Regions from separate parts of the Homo sapiens genome. Here region 2 is linked to region 1. A link is an interaction called in ENCODE POLR2A ChIA-PET data of the cell type or tissue named here. Cell type or tissue: HepG2. All regions are shown on one strand. Each heading gives the region's core, and the rest is flanking DNA. Links, peaks and the distances in the headings are about the cores only.

The links. Peaks named below come from ENCODE experiments on the same cell type or tissue, not always from the same donor. Only the 100,000 strongest peaks of a DNase experiment are listed, where the experiment ranks them.
Region 2: POLR2A ChIA-PET joins it to region 1 with 5 read pairs; 1 of 35 experiments calls an interaction of 5 or more read pairs at or near these places.

Annotation. Positions count from the first base shown.
Region 1 is chr16:103,388-111,756 of GRCh38, reverse strand. It overlaps NPRL3 (NPR3 like, GATOR1 complex subunit), which reads left to right. Exons shown (of 14, transcript NM_001077350.3): 7 at 1,151-1,232. Among named protein-coding and RNA genes, the nearest start is that of MPG, 29 kb to the right of the region's middle. RefSeq lists an enhancer at 1-5,001. In HepG2, for the core only: a CTCF peak has its summit at 4,546 (motif pointing left); a DNase peak (open chromatin) is centred at 4,526.
Region 2 is chr16:447,860-456,228 of GRCh38, reverse strand. The region is part of intron 1 of RAB11FIP3 (RAB11 family interacting protein 3); the gene reads right to left. Among named protein-coding and RNA genes, the nearest start is that of RAB11FIP3, 26 kb to the right of the region's middle. In HepG2, for the core only: no CTCF peak of the experiment used is centred there; DNase peaks (open chromatin) are centred at 4,378 and 5,198.

The DNA.
Region 1 (8,369 bases), core at 123-8,122:
CTGTGGCTGGCTGCGGTGGCTCATGCCTGTAATCCCAGCACTTAGGGAGGCTGAGGCAGGTAGATTGCTTGAGCTCGGGAATTCAGGATCAGTGTGGGCAACATGGTGAAATCCTGCCTCTACCGAAAAAAACCCAAAAATTAGCCGGGCATGGTCATATGTGCCCGTAGTTCCAGCTACTCGGGATGCTGAGGTGGGAGAATCACCTGAGCCTTGGGAGGTGGAGGTTGGGGTGAGCTGAGATTGCACCACTGCACTCCAGCAAGGGTGACAGAGTGAGACCCTGTCTCAAAAAAAAAATAAATAAATAAAAATAAAATAAATTTTGACAGGTAATTGTCAAATATATAAAGTTTTTCTTTTGTTTTTTCCTCTGTCACCCAGGCTGGAGTGCAGTGGTGTGATCTCTGCTCACTGCAAGCTCCATCTCCTGGGTTCACGCCATTCTTCTGCCTCAGCCTCCCGAGTAGCTGGGACTACAGGCGCCCGCCACCACGCCCGGCTAATTTTTTGTATTTTTAGTAGGGACGGGGTTTTCACCGTGTTAGCCAGGATGGTCTTGATCTCCTGACCTTGTGATCCGCCTGCCTCGGCCTCCCAAAGTGCTGGGATTACAGGTGTGAGCCACCGCGCCCGGTTACCTGTCAAAATTTATAATATGTTTCTGTTTTGGCCAATTATATACTAATTATAATTGTGATAATAACAATCCAAAAGTTTTGTTTTTTTAAACGTTATCTTTTTAGAGTCTGTGACTTTATCACAGGAAGTAAAAAGAAATTTTATTTTAAGTCTATGTATATATTTTTAGAAATTTATGAAAAAGGATGAATAAAAGACTTTTTGGCTGGATGTGGTAGCTCACACCTGTAATCCCAGACAAAAAATTTTAAAATTAGCAGGTCTAGGCCAGGCGTGGTGGCTCATGCTTATAATCCCAGCAGTTTGGGAGGCCAAGGTGGATGGATCACTTGAGGACAGGAGTTCGAGACCAGCCTGGCCAACATGGTGAATACCTGTCTCTACCAAAAATACAAAAAAATTAGCCAGACATGGTGGCGGGCGCCTGTAATCCCAGCTACTTGGAAGGCTGAGGCAGGAGAATCGCTTGAACCCGGGAGCTGTAAATCTTGTGTTGTGATTCTTGTAGGAAATGAAGGTCCTCAGTCCCCATTCCATCACATCCTGCCCAAGTGCAAGCTGGCCAGGGACCTCAAGGAAGCTTATGACAGGTAAGACAGGTGGGTGTGCTTATTAACCTCCTTCTTATGGGCCAGCCTGCCTGGGCCTGAGGAGCAGCGTCAACAGGTAGGGCTCCCCGGTACTGACCACTGTTCTCCTGGGGTGTGAGCATCAGGGTTCCCTGAGGTTAGGGCCGGAGAGGACTGGGAAGGGATGGTCATGTGGCTGCTCTTGAAAGAAGTGACCTTGGTGGCCGTTTTTTTTTGTTTATTTTTTATTTCTATTTCTATTTATTTCTTTTTTTTGAGATGGAGTTTTGCTTTTGTTGCCCAGGCTAGAGTGCAGCGGCACGATCTCGGCTCACAGCAACCTCTGCCTCCTGGGTTTAAGAGATTCTCCTGCCTCAGCCTCCCGAGTAGCTGGGATTACAGGCATGCGCCACCACACCCGGCTAGTTGTGTATTTTTAGTAGAGACGGGGTTTCTGCATGTTGGTCAGGGTGGTCTCCCGACTTCAGGTGATCCACCCGCCTCGGCCTCCCAAAGTGTTGGGATTACTGGCGTGAGCACCGCGCCCGGCCAGTGGCTGTTTTTTAAATGGTTTGCTGAGTAGGGTGCACTCTGCTGGAACTTACATCACAAAAGACAAATCACTCTCCTATGTTTAAGGACTTATATTTCCCAATAGAAGAATGAACAAGGGATCTGAGCAGTGAGCTCACAGAAAAGACAGGTGGTTCAAACATGTGAAGAGATGCATCAGTGCATCACAATAAAGCTACACAGAGATCCCATTCCCCACCTGTTATACTGGTTAAGATCCACAATTTCACGAGACTCGATGTTGGCAAAGCTCGGGGGAAGAGGCATCTCGTGTGTTGCTGGTGGGACAGAGGTACAAACCCCTGAGTACCTTTGCTTTTTTAAACCCCTTTGCTGAGTAGCATGCACTCTGCTGGAACCACCACCTCCAGACTCCTCTTAAAACAGAAAACGAGCCCGAAGTTATACATGAGAGTCCGAAAGTGTTTTTAAATCAAACAGATGCAAAATGCCATTTTACTGAGCATGACGCAACACCAAGTGCTGGGCCACCTTCACTAGGTGGGTGTCACTGACTCCAGTCACTCAAGAGGAAATTGAGGCTCAGTGGGTGAGGCTGGGGCCAGCTGTCTCCTCTCAGTCTGAGAGAGTTGGGGTTTGCGACACTGACTGTGTGAGGGCAGCAAGCCTTGAGGATACCATGAAAACCTCACAGTTGTTCTGATTGTATTGGCTGAGCATCACCTTTATTAAATGTGGACAAGCAGGCCGGGCGTGGTGACTCACGCCTGTAATCCCAGCACTTTGGGAGGCTGAGGGGCGGATTTCTTGAGGTCAGAAGTGCAAGATCAGCCTGAACAACAATGTGAGATCGCATTTCTACAAAAAATTTTTAAAAAATATCTGAGTGTGGTGGCACAAGTGTAGTCTCAGCTACTCAGGAGGCTGAGGTGGGAGGGTCACTTAAGCCTAGGAAATCAAGATTATGGTGAGCCATGGTTGTACCATTGTACTCTGGCCCCAGCAACAGAGCCAGACCGCGTATCAAAAATGAAAAAAAAAAGGCCGGGCGCGGTGGCTCACACCTGTGATCCCAACACTTTGCCAGGCTGAGGCGGGTGGAGCACGAGGTCAGGAGTTCGAGACCAGCCTGGCTAACATGGTGAAACCCGCTGTCTACTAAAAATACAAAAAATTAGCCGGGCGTGGTGGTGCATGCCTGTAGTCCCAGCTACTCAGGAGGCTGAGGCAGAAGAATCACTTAAATCTAGGAGGCAGAGGTTGCAGTGAGCTGAGATGGCGCCACTGCACTCCAGCCTGGGTGACAGAACTAGATGTCATCTCAAAAATAATAATAAAAATTAAAAAACAAAAGTAAAATAAAAAATAAATAAAATTTAAAAAATACTTTTTAATTCTTTTTTTGGCTGCCTAGTGAGCCGCAACTGCCCCCACCATTGAGTTTGTTCCAGCCTTCCAGTGCTAACCATTTACCTGTGTTATTTTGTATGTGCGCCTCTGTATCTATAAGATAAATTCCTAAAGGCATTACTAATAGGGAAAATGGCATTTGTAATGTTGTGTTTCCTTCTCAGGGGTTTGTACCTCTGTCCCACCAGCAACACACGAGATGCCTCTTCCCCCGAGCTTTGCCAACATCGAGTCTCGTGAAATTGTGGATCTTAACCAGTATAACAAGTGGGGAATGGGATCTCTGTGTAGCTTTATTGTGATGCACTGATGCATCTCTTCACATGTTTGAACCACCTGTCTTTTCTGTGAGCTCGCTGCTCAGATCCCTTGTTCATTCTTCTATCGGGAGATATAAGTCCTTAAACATGGGAGAGTGATTTGTCTTTTGTGATATAAGTTGCAACTAGCATTTGTTTGTCTCTTGGTGACCCTGGGGACTGAGCCTCCCCAGGTGTGAGAGAACATCAGCCCTTGCCAGGTGATTGCTTTGTTTTCTGGCCCCTTCTGTGTTGCAGAATGGGACCTTTGTGGTCATGTAGTCTGACCCTGTCTTTGATTCATTGTTATCACACTAATGTTTTCTCTGTGTTGAGAGAATTACTACCCTCTGGCTTTGAATTGCCTGGTATCCAGTCTCTTCCTTGGACATTGTTCCCTTATTCTGAGTGTATGCCTCAACTCGGATTAGATTACAAACAAAAATCAGGCTAACTTGGAATTAAAATAAAAACCAAGCTGGTGCGGTGGTGTGCTCCTGTAGTCCCATCTCACAGGCGAGGCCAAGGTTGGGGGATCACTTGAGCCCAGGAGTTCGAGCTTGTAGTGCTCTATGCTGGTGTCTGAGTAGCCACTGTACTCCAGCCCCAGCAACATGGTGAGACCCTGTCTCTTAAAAATTTGTTTAAATAAAAACCAAACCATTGACTTTATATTTCTTTTTCTTCTTCTTTTTTTTTTTTTTTTTTGAGATGGAATATCCTTCTGTTGCCCAGGCTGGAGTGCATTCTTCTGCCTCAGCCTCCCGAGTAGCTGGGACTACAGGTGCACATCACCATGCCTGGCTAATTTTTGTATTTTTAGTAGAGATGGGGTTTCACCATATTGGCCAGGCTGGTCTCGAACTCCTGACCTTGTAGATCCGCCCGGCTCGGCCTCCCAAAATGCTGGGATGACAGGCGTGAGCACCGTGCCCGGCTCGTTGACTTTATATTTCTAAAGGAAGAATGGACTATGATTTCTTAGGTTTGAATCGTGCTGGAAAGTTGAAAGGAGACAAAACCTTGGACTGCCTGTTGTGTGATCTGCAGGCTGCGGAGGAGCTCAGAACTTGAGGCAACCCAGCGCCACCTAGTGGATATTAAAGGAGGACAGGAATCTGAGTTTTGCTGAAAAAGGCTCCTAAGCTGTTGTTCAGCATGTAGCATTCTTTCCTGACCTACGCATTCTGTTTGTTAGTGCCCAGGATCACATTTCCTCCATCCAAACTCCCACCCTAACAGTCTTGGGTCCTGGAGCTTGCCCCAGGGATGCTGGCAGCTATGTTTCTCTGGCAGGAGTCCAGGCAGTAGTACCCTCCCTGTACCCATCCTTGTCTGGCACTGGCATGGCTCTGCAGCCACCCAGGAGCCCCTCTGGGCTGTGGCCTCTCGTCTGTCCTCATCCCATCAGGTCCATGGTTGGCCTCAAGGGTCTGGTCTGCTGCTGCTCACTCTTCTGCACTGAGAGGAGGAGACTGAGTTTCCATTACTGATCAGGTGACCTAGGACAGAGCGCCTTTCTCCTGATGGTGACTGACTGCCAGATCTGGGGGAATCTCAGAACAGAACTGAAAGACCAGAAGCTGTGAGATTAATGAGGTTGGAGATTGGGGTGGGATTTTTCAAAGGAATTGTTCCTGGTTCTTTTTTTTTTTTTTTTTTTTTTTTTTTTTAATTTAAGGCAGGGTCTCACTCTATTGCCAGGCTGGAGCGCAATCTTGGCTCACTGCAACATCTGTCTCCCAGGCTCAGGTGATCCTTCCATCTCGGCCTCCCGAGTAGCTGGGACTATAGGCACCCGCCCCCACGCCTGAATAGTTTTTGTATTTTTTTGTGGAAATGGGATTTTGCCATGTTACCCTGGCTGATCTTGAATTCCTGGACTCAAGCAATCTACCCACCTTAGCCTCCCAAAGTGCTGGGATTATAGGCGTGAGCCACCATGCCCTGCCCCCAGTTGCTATTTTATTTATTTATTTATTTATTTGTTTGTTTGAGACGGAGTCTTGCTTCGTCACCCAGGCTGGAGTGCAATGGCACAATCTCAGTTCACTGCAACCTCCGTCTCCCGGGCTTAAGTGATTCTCCTGCCTCAGCCTCCTGAGCAGCTGGGATTACGGCGCCTGCCACCAGGCCTGGCTAATTTTTGTATTTTTAGTAGAGATGGAGTTTCACCATGTTGGCCAGCCTGGTCTTGAACTCCTGACCTCGTGATCTGCCAACCTCGACCTCCCAAAGTGCTAGGACTACAGGCGTGAGCCACCACGTCCGGTCCCCAGTTGCTATTTTAATTAAAGCTAGGGTTATGGTGTGGCTGAATAGCCTGGTGGCCCTGTCCTGCAGGACCTAACATCTGTGAATATAGGCTGGGAATGTGAATCGCTCAGGAGGCCACCCCAACACTTGTGCCATACCTAGCACTTGTGTCTCCCTGTGGATCCCAGTGGCCCTCAGTGACAGCATGTCACTCATTCATATGACCATTGAATTGTGTCTCCCAGGAGGGCAGGGATGTCTCTTCACTTTCTGCAACACAGCCCCTACACTCAGCCTGTGGAGGAGCACAGCTCATCCGCTAGGGGTCGACGGAATGTGTGGGTGGGAATAACAGCAGTGTAGATTCCATGGAGTGTGAAGAAGTGATTTGCTGAATGGTTCTCCGAGTTAACAGGACCTGTGGTGGGGAGTGATGTCCAGGGTCTGGCTGGGTAGGTGGTACTTGGTGCGGAGCCTTGCACTGCAAACTGTCGAGAGCAGGGTTGGTCCCATGGACCCTCTGTGAATATCCTGAGTTGTAGTACCCATTTCCATAAAAATGCACCTATATATAAACTTTCGTTTGAAATTTCAAGGTAGGCTGTTTGGAACCCACATAGATCTTTTGGGTTATGCAGCATCCCACTACTTATGGTAGGAAGCCAGGCCCATCCGTGGGACCAGAGGATGCAGAGGTTTGCAGGATAGCTTCACAGGTCCTGTCTAGTTCTAAGGTTAGGAATGGATGCTTTCTCAGATGCTAAAAGCTGAGGGGACTAGACTAAGCTTGTGCACATTTCTGTCTTGGAGATGAACGGCGAGAGTGTGTTTGAAGCCAGCCATTCCCTTTTGCATAGTCATTGTCAGGATGCAGGGCTTTGGCTGGGGCACCTATCTCCTGTCACAGACTGGGCTGGGCCCTCTTGGCTGGCCCAGAGCTGTGTGAGGGGCTGGATAAGTCTTGAGGAGGACAGTGTTTTCCTCCAGAGTGTTTTCAGACCAAACCATTAAACACCTTGCAAATAGAAGTGCAAGCTCGGCAGGAAACCTTTCAGGGCCCAAACCCTGCTTGTGCTAAGGGCTCTTGTCTTAAAGCTGCAGACTTAAAAACAGTGACAAACCTTTCTCTTTCCCCTTGTTAACAGACCTCAGTGCAGCTCCTGGCTTACCCTCTTACTGTGGGGGATTTACAGGCTGGAGGTTGGGCCGGCACCTTTCCAGAGCAGTCATCCCTCTGACATGTTCAGGGAATTTGCCCAGGTCTGCCATGGCCTTTGGGGCACTCCTGGTGGCAGCACTTGTCACCGCTCTAGGGAGCTGGGTTAGTTCATAAAGAAGCACCAGCCTCAGTGCAGAGTGCTCTGAGGGAGAAAGCAGCAGGTGGGTGAGCTGATGCTTGGGAAAATGGAGTAAAGTCCACGTGGAAGTTAGAGGAACCAACATGGCGTGTCTCTGCCAGAGGAGAGGGCCCCATGCCAGTGTACAAACCAGACCACATGACTGCGGCTCCAAGGACAGCTGACACGGTGAGGGCAGCAGAGATGACCAAGCTGGGAAGTCACTAGAAGAACCTTCATGTGACCCTCCTGCCCTCATTTCTCCATACCCATAGCTGGAACTTGTTCCTGGCTTTCCATGAGGTGTGTTCCAAGCCCCTGTTCCTTTCCCTATAACTCTCTCCAGTTTCTAATGCTCCATACAATTTGATTACAATTAGGTGTCTTTTTTTTTAAACGTTAATTTCAATTTTTTTTGAGACAGGGTCTTGCTCTGTCACCCAGGCTGGAGTGCAATGGCGCGATCTCGGCTCACTGCAACCTCCGCCTCCTGGGTTCAAGTGATTCTCCTGCCTCAGCCTACCAAGTAGCTGGGATTACAGGCACCTGCCACCACACCTGGCTAATTTTTTTTTTTTTTTTTGAGATGGAGTTTCACTTTTGTTGCCCAGGCTGGAGTGCAATGGCACGATCTCAGCTCAGTGCAACCTCCGCCTCCGCCTCTACCTCCCAGGTTCAAGTGATTTTCCTGCCTCAGCCTTCCAAGTAGCTGGGATTACAGGCATGCACCACCACGCCCAGCTAATTTTGTACTTTTAATAGAGACGGGGTTTCTCCCTGTTGGTCAGTCTGGTCTCAAACTTCTGACCTCAGGTGATCTGCCCATCTCAGCCTCCCAAAGTGCTGGGATTACAGGTGTGAGCCACGGCACCCGGCCTAATATTTGTATTTTTAGTAGAGACAGGGTTTCACCATGTTGGCCAGGCTGGTCTCGAACTCCTGACCTCAAGTGATCGGCCTGCCTCGGCCTCCCAGGTTTTGGGATTACAGGCGTGAGCCGCCACGCCCGGCCAATTATGTGTCTGTCTAGATGCCGCTGAGTGAAGCCCCCAGCGTGCAGAGCAGCCAAGTTATTTTCTTCCCTGCTGCACTCCAAGTACCTAAACTGGTGCTGGGAGCCACAGCACATGTCATAAGGCCTCACTGTGCTCCTAGATGGAGCAAAGACAGCTACATTTGAAACAATAGGAGCCTCCGTATTCTGATTCTGTGGTGTCCCAACAGCCACTTTGAGCTGCATCCTAAATAGGACAGAAACAGAAAGGCCTTGGGTGGGTGCGGTGGCTCACGCCTGTAATCCTAGCACTTTGAAAAGCCAAGGT
Region 2 (8,369 bases), core at 225-8,224, 340 kb before region 1:
ATCCGCCCACCTTGGCCTCCCAAAGTGCTGGAATTACAGGTGTGAGCCACTCAGCCCACCTTACAGATGGGGTTTCACCATGTTGGCCAGGCTGGTCTTGAACTCCTGACCTCAGGTGATCCATCCGCCTTGGCCTCCCAAAGTGCTGGGGTTACAGGTGTGAGCGAGCCACCGTGCCCGGCCTTAATTCTTGATACTAATATCTGTTGTCCTGCACTTGAGTGGGAATCTTTCTGGTTGGTTCATTTTAACAGAGATAACTGAAGTACTCTTAGAAATGAAAGGATGTTCAATAAAATATTTGAGATGCACTTAGTATAAAGCCTGAACCAAACTAAGGCCAGGCATAATGGCTCACACCTGGCTTTCCAGCATTTTGAAATGCCAAGGCGGATGGATCACTTGAGCCCAAGAGTTCCAGACTAGCCTGGGCAACATGGTGAAACCTCATCTCTACAAAAAATTCCAAAAAATTCGTCGGTCCACGTGCCAGTAGTTCCAGCTACTTGGAAGGCTGAGGTGGGAGGATTGCCTGAGCCTGGGAGGTTGAGGCTGCAGCGAGCCATGATTGCGTCACTGCATTCCACGTGGGCGACAGAGTGAGACCCTATCTCCCAAAAAACAACAACAACAACAAAAACAGTGACAGGGAGCACCTGCTCCAGTCATATCCGATCACCCACCCAAGAATGGACTGACCACTGCTGAGTGCTTGTGAGAGTGTGCGCGGTTCTCAATTCTTTTTTTTTTTTTTTTGAGACAGAGTCGCCTCTGTTACCCAGGCTGGAGTGCAGTGGTGTGATCTCAGCTCACTGCAGCCTCCACCTCCCGGGTTCAAGCAATTCTCCTGCCTCAGCCTCCTTTGTAGATGGCATGACAGGCACGTGCCACCACGCCCGGCTGATTTTTGTAGTAGAGACGGGGTTTCGCCATGTTGGCCAGGCTGGTCTTGAACTCCTGACCTCAGGTGATCCGCCCACCTTGGCCTCCCAAAGTGCTGGGATTACCGGCGTGAGCCATGGCGCCTGGCTGCGCAGTTCTCAATTCTTTGATCTGAGTGGTGATTTTTACATATCACTGTATAGAGAACAGACAAGAAAGCTTATTCTTCAATCTGGTGCATGTGGCCAAGAAAAAAAAAAAAAAGAAAGAAAGCCTAGTTTTTTTGTTTTTTTTTTTGAGACGGAGTTTCGCTCTGTCACCCAGGCTGGAGTGCAGTAGTGCAATCTCGGCTCACTGCAACCTCCACCTCCCGGGTTCAAGCAATTCTCGTGCCTCAGCCTCCCAAGTAACTGGGATTACAGGCACGTACCACCACGCCTCGCTAACTTTTGAATTTTTAGTAGAGACGTCGTTTTGCCATGTTAGCCAAGCTGGTCTGGAACTCCTGACCTCAGGTGATCTGCCTACTGCCTCAGCCTTCCAAAGTACTGGGATTACAGGTGTGAGCCACTGCGCCCGGCCAAGAAAGCCTGTTCTTATACGCTTGAATGAGAAAGAGCCTGTATGTGACACTTTCTAAACCTGCAGGAAAGTTGGCTTCTGTTCCAAATCACATTAGCCTCAGGGACCTTGGACAAGGAGTTCCAGAGACAGGGGTGTTTTCATGGTTGGTTTTGTGGGTTTTTTTGGTTTTTGCTTTTGGGGTTTTTTGGTTTTGGTTTTGAGGAGGTATACAATATGAGATGAGGTCTACAACATGTTTCCCACGCTAGATGTGAACGACTAGACTCGGCCAATCCTCTTGCCTCAGCCTCCTGAGTAGCTGGGACTAGAGGTGAGTGTCACCAAACCCAGCTAATTTTTGTATTTTTTGTAGGGAGGCGATCTCGCTATGTTGCTCAGGCTGGTCTCAAACTCCTGGACTCCAGCAATCCTCCAACTGACCTCCAGAGTAGCTGGAACTACAGGGATGAGCCACTGTGCCTGGCTAGAGACAGTTTTTAATTCCCATTTAGTCAGCTTTGCACCAACTACTATAGCAAGCAACTTTATAGGGGGTTATGCTTGGCAGTTGATGCTTAACGACCCTGCTCAGAGTTGGCTCTAGATGAGGGGAGGCCTTTGCTTTTAACTGGGTGTGTGAGCAAGGAACAAAGACCCGCCTACTGGATGCTTCAACCACCTGGAATGATGAGGTCCTACTGGGAAAATGAAGGCATTTGAGTACATCTCATGTCTCTTTTCTTGGCAACTTAAAAGCTACGGTGTGTTTATCTCTAAATTGAAATTTGGAAGAAAGACAGGTAGGCTGAATAATATGAGTTTTCCTACTCTGAAATGTGCTCACTGGCAGCTCAGTTTTTCTGTTTGAAGTACAAAAATAGCTTCCTTGGCCGGGTGTGGTGGCTCACGTCTGTAATCCCAGAACTTTGAAAGGCCGAGGTGAGCAGATTGCCTGAGCTCTGGAGTTCGAGACCAGCCTGGCTAACATGGTGAAACCCCGCCTCTACTTAAAAAAAAATACAAAATTAGCTGGGCGTGGTGGCAGGCGCCTGTAATCCCAGCTACTGGGGAGGCTGAGGCAGAAGAATCGCTTGAACCCAGGGGGCAGAGGTTGCAGTGAGCCAAGATCGCGCCACTGCACTCCAGCCTGGGCAACAAGAGCAAAACTCTGCTTCAAAAAAAAAAAAAAAAAAAAACCAACTTCCTAAATCAGAGATCTGTTCTGATTACCCATGATGAGGAACCGGGGAACCGACTCGCTTTCCCTGGTTTAGAGGGGAAGGTTTAGAAAAGTCTAGAATAAAAGCACTGTGCTGGTCTGACATGCAAAATGTCATTCCACAGGTCCCCAGAGAGGCATATCACATATTCAGGAATCCACTTTTATCCATCAGAAATAGATGTGGCCAGGCCGGGCATGGTGGCTCACACCTGTAATCCCAACACTTTGGGAGGCCAAGGCGAGTGGATCACGAAGTCAGGAGATTGAGACCATCCTGGCTAACACGGAGAAACCCTGTCTCTACTAAAAATACAAAAATTTAGCCAGGCGTGGTGGCGGGCACCTGTAGTCCCAGCGACTCAGAAGGCTGAGGCACGAGAATCACTTGAACCCGGGAGGTGGAGCTTGCAGTGAGCCAAGATCGCTCACTGCACTCTAGCCTGGGCAACAGAGCGAGACTCCGTCTCAAAAATAAAAAATAAAAAAAAATTAAAAAATAAAGAAATAGGCCAGGCGCGGTGGCTCACGCCTGTAATCCCAGCACTTTGGGAGGCCGAGGCGGGCAGATCACGAGGTCAGGAGATCGAGACCATCCTGGCTAACATGGTGAAACCCCATCTCTACTAAAAATACAAAAAATTAGCCGGGCGTGGTGGCGGGCGCCTGTAGTCCCAACTACTCGGGATGCTGAGGCACGAGAATCACTTGAACCCGGGAGGTGGAGCTTGCAGTGAGCCAAGATCGCTCACTGCACTCTAGCCTGGGCAACAGAGCGAGACTCCGTCTCAAAAATAAAAAATAAAAAAAAATTAAAAAATAAAGAAATAGGCCAGGCGCGGTGGCTCACGCCTGTAATCCCAGCACTTTGGGAGGCCGAGGCGGGCAGATCACGAGGTCAGGAGATCGAGACCATCCTGGCTAACATGGTGAAACCCCATCTCTACTAAAAATACAAAAAATTAGCCGGGCGTGGTGGCGGGCGCCTGTAGTCCCAACTACTCGGGATGCTGAGGCAGGAGAATGGCGTGAACAGGGGAGGCGGAGCTTGCAGTGAGCCGAGATCATGCCACCGCACTCCAGCCTGGGCAACAGAGCAAGACTCTGTCTCAAAAATAATAATAATAATAATAATAAAGAAATAGATGTGTCCACCTATCAGTAGGAAGAGGCCTGCTTAGCACCCAATTCTAAGTCCTTCTTTGTGGCTTTTTTTTGTTTCCTTTTTTAAGATGGAGTCTCACTCTATCACCCAGGCTGGAGTGCAGTGGCATGATCTTGCCTCACTGCAATATCAGCCACCCAGGTTCAAGCAATTCTCCTGCCTCAGCCTCCCAAGTACCTGGGACTACAGGCCCCCACCACTATGCCCAGCTGATTTTTTGTTTGTTTGTTTGTTTCCTTTTTATTTTTTTAAGGAGTTTCACTCTTGTCGCCCAGGCTGGAGTACAGTGGCGCGATCTCAACTCACTGCAACATCTGCCCTCCCGAGGTTCAAATGATTCTCCCTCATCAGCCTCCCGAGTAGCTGGGATTACAGGCGCCTGCCATCACGCCCAGCTAATTTTTGTATTTTTAGTAAAGATGGGGTTTCACTATCTTAGCCAGGCTGGTCTCCAACTCCTGACCTCAGGCAATCCACCGCCTCGGCCTCCCAAAGTGCTGGGATTACAGGCATGAGCCACCGAGCCCCGGCCTTTTTGTTTGTTTTTTTCCTTTGTTTGTTTTTGAGAGAGAGTCTTGCTCTGTCGCCCAGACTGGAGTGCAATGGTGTGATCTCGGGTCACTGTAACCTCCGCTTCCCTGGTTCAAACAATTCTCCTGCCTCAGCCTCCCAAGGAGCTAGGATTATAGGCACACACCACCATGCCTGGCTAATTTTTTGTATTTTTAGTAGAGACGGGGTTTCTCCATGTTGGCCAGCTGGTCTTGAACTCCTGACCTCAGGTAATCCACCTGCCTCAGCCTGCCAAAGTGCTGGGATTACAGGTGTGAGCCACCATGCCCGGCCTAAGTCCTTCTAATCACAGCGATGGGCTCCTTCTTTGTGACAAGACAGGGACGAAAATGTGGGGCTCCTCCACACCACAGCTACCCCTCCCTGACACCTTTCCACGTTCATCGGGATTCCAATAGGCTGCTGCCCTCCAATCATCTTAACACCCCATTCTGTGTTTAAGAAGCTCCCTGATACGGGAAGCGTGGGGAGGGTGAGGTGCAGGGGTGAGGCAGGGGGGTGGGGAAGGTGAGGTACAGGGGTGAGGTGTGGGGAAGGAGGGATGGCCAGGGACAGAGGGGACTCCAGGTGCTCCAGAAAACACAACAGTACGGACTCTGTACTATTTCTGTTAACAGCTTCATTGAAATAAAATTCACATACCACAAAATCACCCATCTGAAGGGTACAATTCAATGGTTTTAGTATATTCAGAGCTGCCTCCACATTATTTTAAAGACAGGAGACTCTTAAAATGCACATGAGAATACTTGGAAAACAGCCAAGTGGATACATTCAAGCTTTCAGCAAACATGATGAGGAAATAAAACAGAATTTATGAAAGCAACCAAAGAGTCCACACATTCAACGATGGCAGGCAGAGCGCTGCGGTAACAGAAGGCCGCGGGGCTCCTTCCTGCACTTCAGGTCTGGTCCCTGGAGAAGCAGGTGTGTGCCCCAGGCGAGGGGAAGGTGAGCAGCTCCTAAGGGTGGGGTGGGGTGGGGGGCGGGGAGGGAGGGAGCGGGAGGCTCTCTCCCTGGGGCTAATGAATAGACTCCCTTTATGGCGCTTCTCTAGAATGCGAGCCAGCTGGGACTCCTCAGCTCATAGAACTCCATTCCCACCTTGCTTTCAAGGTCAGCATGCCCTCTGACCTACAGATGTCACTCAGATCCTCGGTCCCTTCCCTGTACAAAAAAGAGAAGTGGGGCCCTCATTCGCCAGCCCAGCCAAGCCCTGCTAGCCGCTGCAGTGTCCTGGGTAACACCAGCCCCCATGGGGACACCCTCAAGCCCTGACTCAGACCTAGACCCCTGAGCGGAAGTAAAGGAGGAAGAAAAAGAAACTAAAAAGTTATCCAATACTTGGTTGGGCGTGGTGGGTCACATCTGTCATCCCAGCACTTTTGGAGGCCAGGGGATCACTTGAGGTCAGGAGTTCGAAACTGACCTGGGCACCACAGTGAAACAAAAATACAAAAATATCTACCAAAAATACAAAAAATTAGCCAGAGCTGGGCATGGTGGTGCATGCTTGTGGTCCCAGCTACTCGGGAGGGTGAGACAGAAGGATCGCTTGAGCCCGGGAGGCAGAGGTTGCAGTATACCAAGATTGTTCCACTGCACTCCAGCCTGGGCGACAGAGTGAGACCCTGTCTCAAGAAAGAGAAAAAAAGTTTGTTGTGCACGTTCGGCAGGTCAAATGGTGAACTTCCTTGTAGGTGGCCTGGGTAGTGACCTGGCTTCCATGTTGTCAAGGAAGGTGTGCCAAGACTAGACCATGGTAGCAGGCAGAATTCTAAGACCCCCTCTCTTGAGTGTGGGCAAGGCCTGTGCATGTGGTGGCACAGTCACTGTGACGAGGTTAACTTAATCTTTAAAACAAAATTTTTTTTTGAGATGGAGCCTCACTCTGTCGCCCAGGCTAGAGTGCAGTGGCACGACCTTGGCTCACTGCAACCTCTGCTTCCCGGGTTCAAACAATTCTCCTGCCTCAGTCTACGCAACAGCTGGGATTACAGATGCCCGCCATCACGCACGGCTAATTTTGTATTTTTAGTAGAGACAGGGTTTCACGATGTTGGCCAGGCGGGTCTCAAACTCCTGACCTCAAGTGATCCACCCAACTCAGCCTCCCAAAGTGCTGGGATTATAGCTGTGAGCCACTGCACCCGGCCTAAAACTTTTTTTTTTTTTTTTTGAGATAGGGTCTCCCTGTCACCCAGGCTGGAGTGCAGTGGTGTGGTAAACACAGCTCACTGCAGCCTCAAGATCCTAGGCTCAAGCGATCCTCCCACCTCAGCCTCCTGAGTAGCTGGGACTACAGGTGTGAGCCACCACACCTAGCTGTGATTTATGTTAACTTAAGACTCCATCGTAGCAGCCTCCTGGTCTCAAAGAAGAAGTAAGCTGCCATACCTGGGAGGACCATGTGGTTGAACCTGAGGGTTCTCCAGGACCTAAGAACCATTTCTGGCAAACGACCAACCAGCAAACAGGGTCCTCAGTTCTATAACCTCAAGGAGCTGAATTCTGCTGAGCACCTGAATGAGCCCGACACTCTGTCCCGCCTGGTGACAGCGCTGTGAGACACTGAGCTGGAGATATACAGGACTGCATATTCCAGGCAGAGGGAATAGCTACTGCACAGGCCTGGAGGAGGATGTGTGCCTGTGGAGTGTCAGGAGCAGAGTGAGCAGGGGGCCGGCAGCTGGAAGTGAGGTTGGAGGGGCAAGAGGGCCAGAGCATAGCATGAGGAGGACTCTACTGTGTAGAGTGTGGTGGTCTCAGCGGACAGAGCAGGACCTAGCTATCTTTGGGAGCCATTATTTGGCCTACCACAGCCATCTTACTTTTTAAATTTCAGGTATAATTTCCATCCTGTTTTTATTTACTTATTTATTTACTTATTTATGTTATTCAATTTTTTTTTAGACAGAGTTTCACTCTTGTTGCCCAGGCTGGAGTGCAGTGGTGCGATCTTGGCTCACCGCAACCCCCACCTCCCAGGTTCAAGTGATTCTCCTGCTTCAGCCTCCCGAGTAGCTGGGATTACAGGCATGCACCACCACGCCCGGCTAATTTTGTATTTTTTTTTTTTTTTTTTTTCTTGAGACGGAGTCTCGTTCTGCTGCCCAGGCTGGAGTGCAGTGGCACCATCTCGGCTCACTGCAAGCTCCGCCTCCTGGGTTCACGCCATTCTCCTGCCTCAGCCTCCCGAGTAGCTGGGACTACAGGCGCCCGCCACCATGCCCGGCTAATATTTTGTATTTTTATTAGAGAAGGGGTTTCACCGTGTTAGCCAGGATGGTCTCGATCTCCTGACCTCGTGATCCACCTGCCTCGGCCTCCCAAAGTGCTGGGATTACAGGCATGAGCCACCGCGCCCGGCCTAATTTTGTATTTTTAGTAGACGGCGTTTCTCCATGTTGATCAGGCTGGTCTCAAACTCCTGACCTCAGGTGATCTGCCCACCTCGGCCTCCCAAAGTGCTAGGATTACAGGCATGAGCCACTGCGCCCGGCTATTTTTTTGAGACAGTTTCCCTCATTGCCCAGGCTAGAGTGCAATGGCGCAATCTCGACTCACTGCAACCTCTGCCTCATGGTTTCAAGTGATTCTCCTGCCTCAGCCTCCCAAGTAGCTGGGACTACAGATGCGCGCCACCACGCTCGGCTAATTTTTGTATTTTTAGTAGAGATTGGTTTCACCATGTTGGCCAGGCTGGTCTCAAACTCCTGACCTCACATGATCCGCCCACCTCGGCCTCCCAAAATGCTAGGATTACAGGTGTGAGCCACTGCGCCTGGACAATACGCTTTTTCATATGTCAAATTTTCTTTACAGTTTTTTTTCTTTTTCCTTTTTTAATTTTGTTCCACTATTTTAAATTGTCAGCGTTATTTTTCACAATTCATTGTGCCTGGCCCGTCCTGTTGTTTTAAATTAGTTGACCTGAAAGCTGAATGTAACCCTTTGTTCTCACCC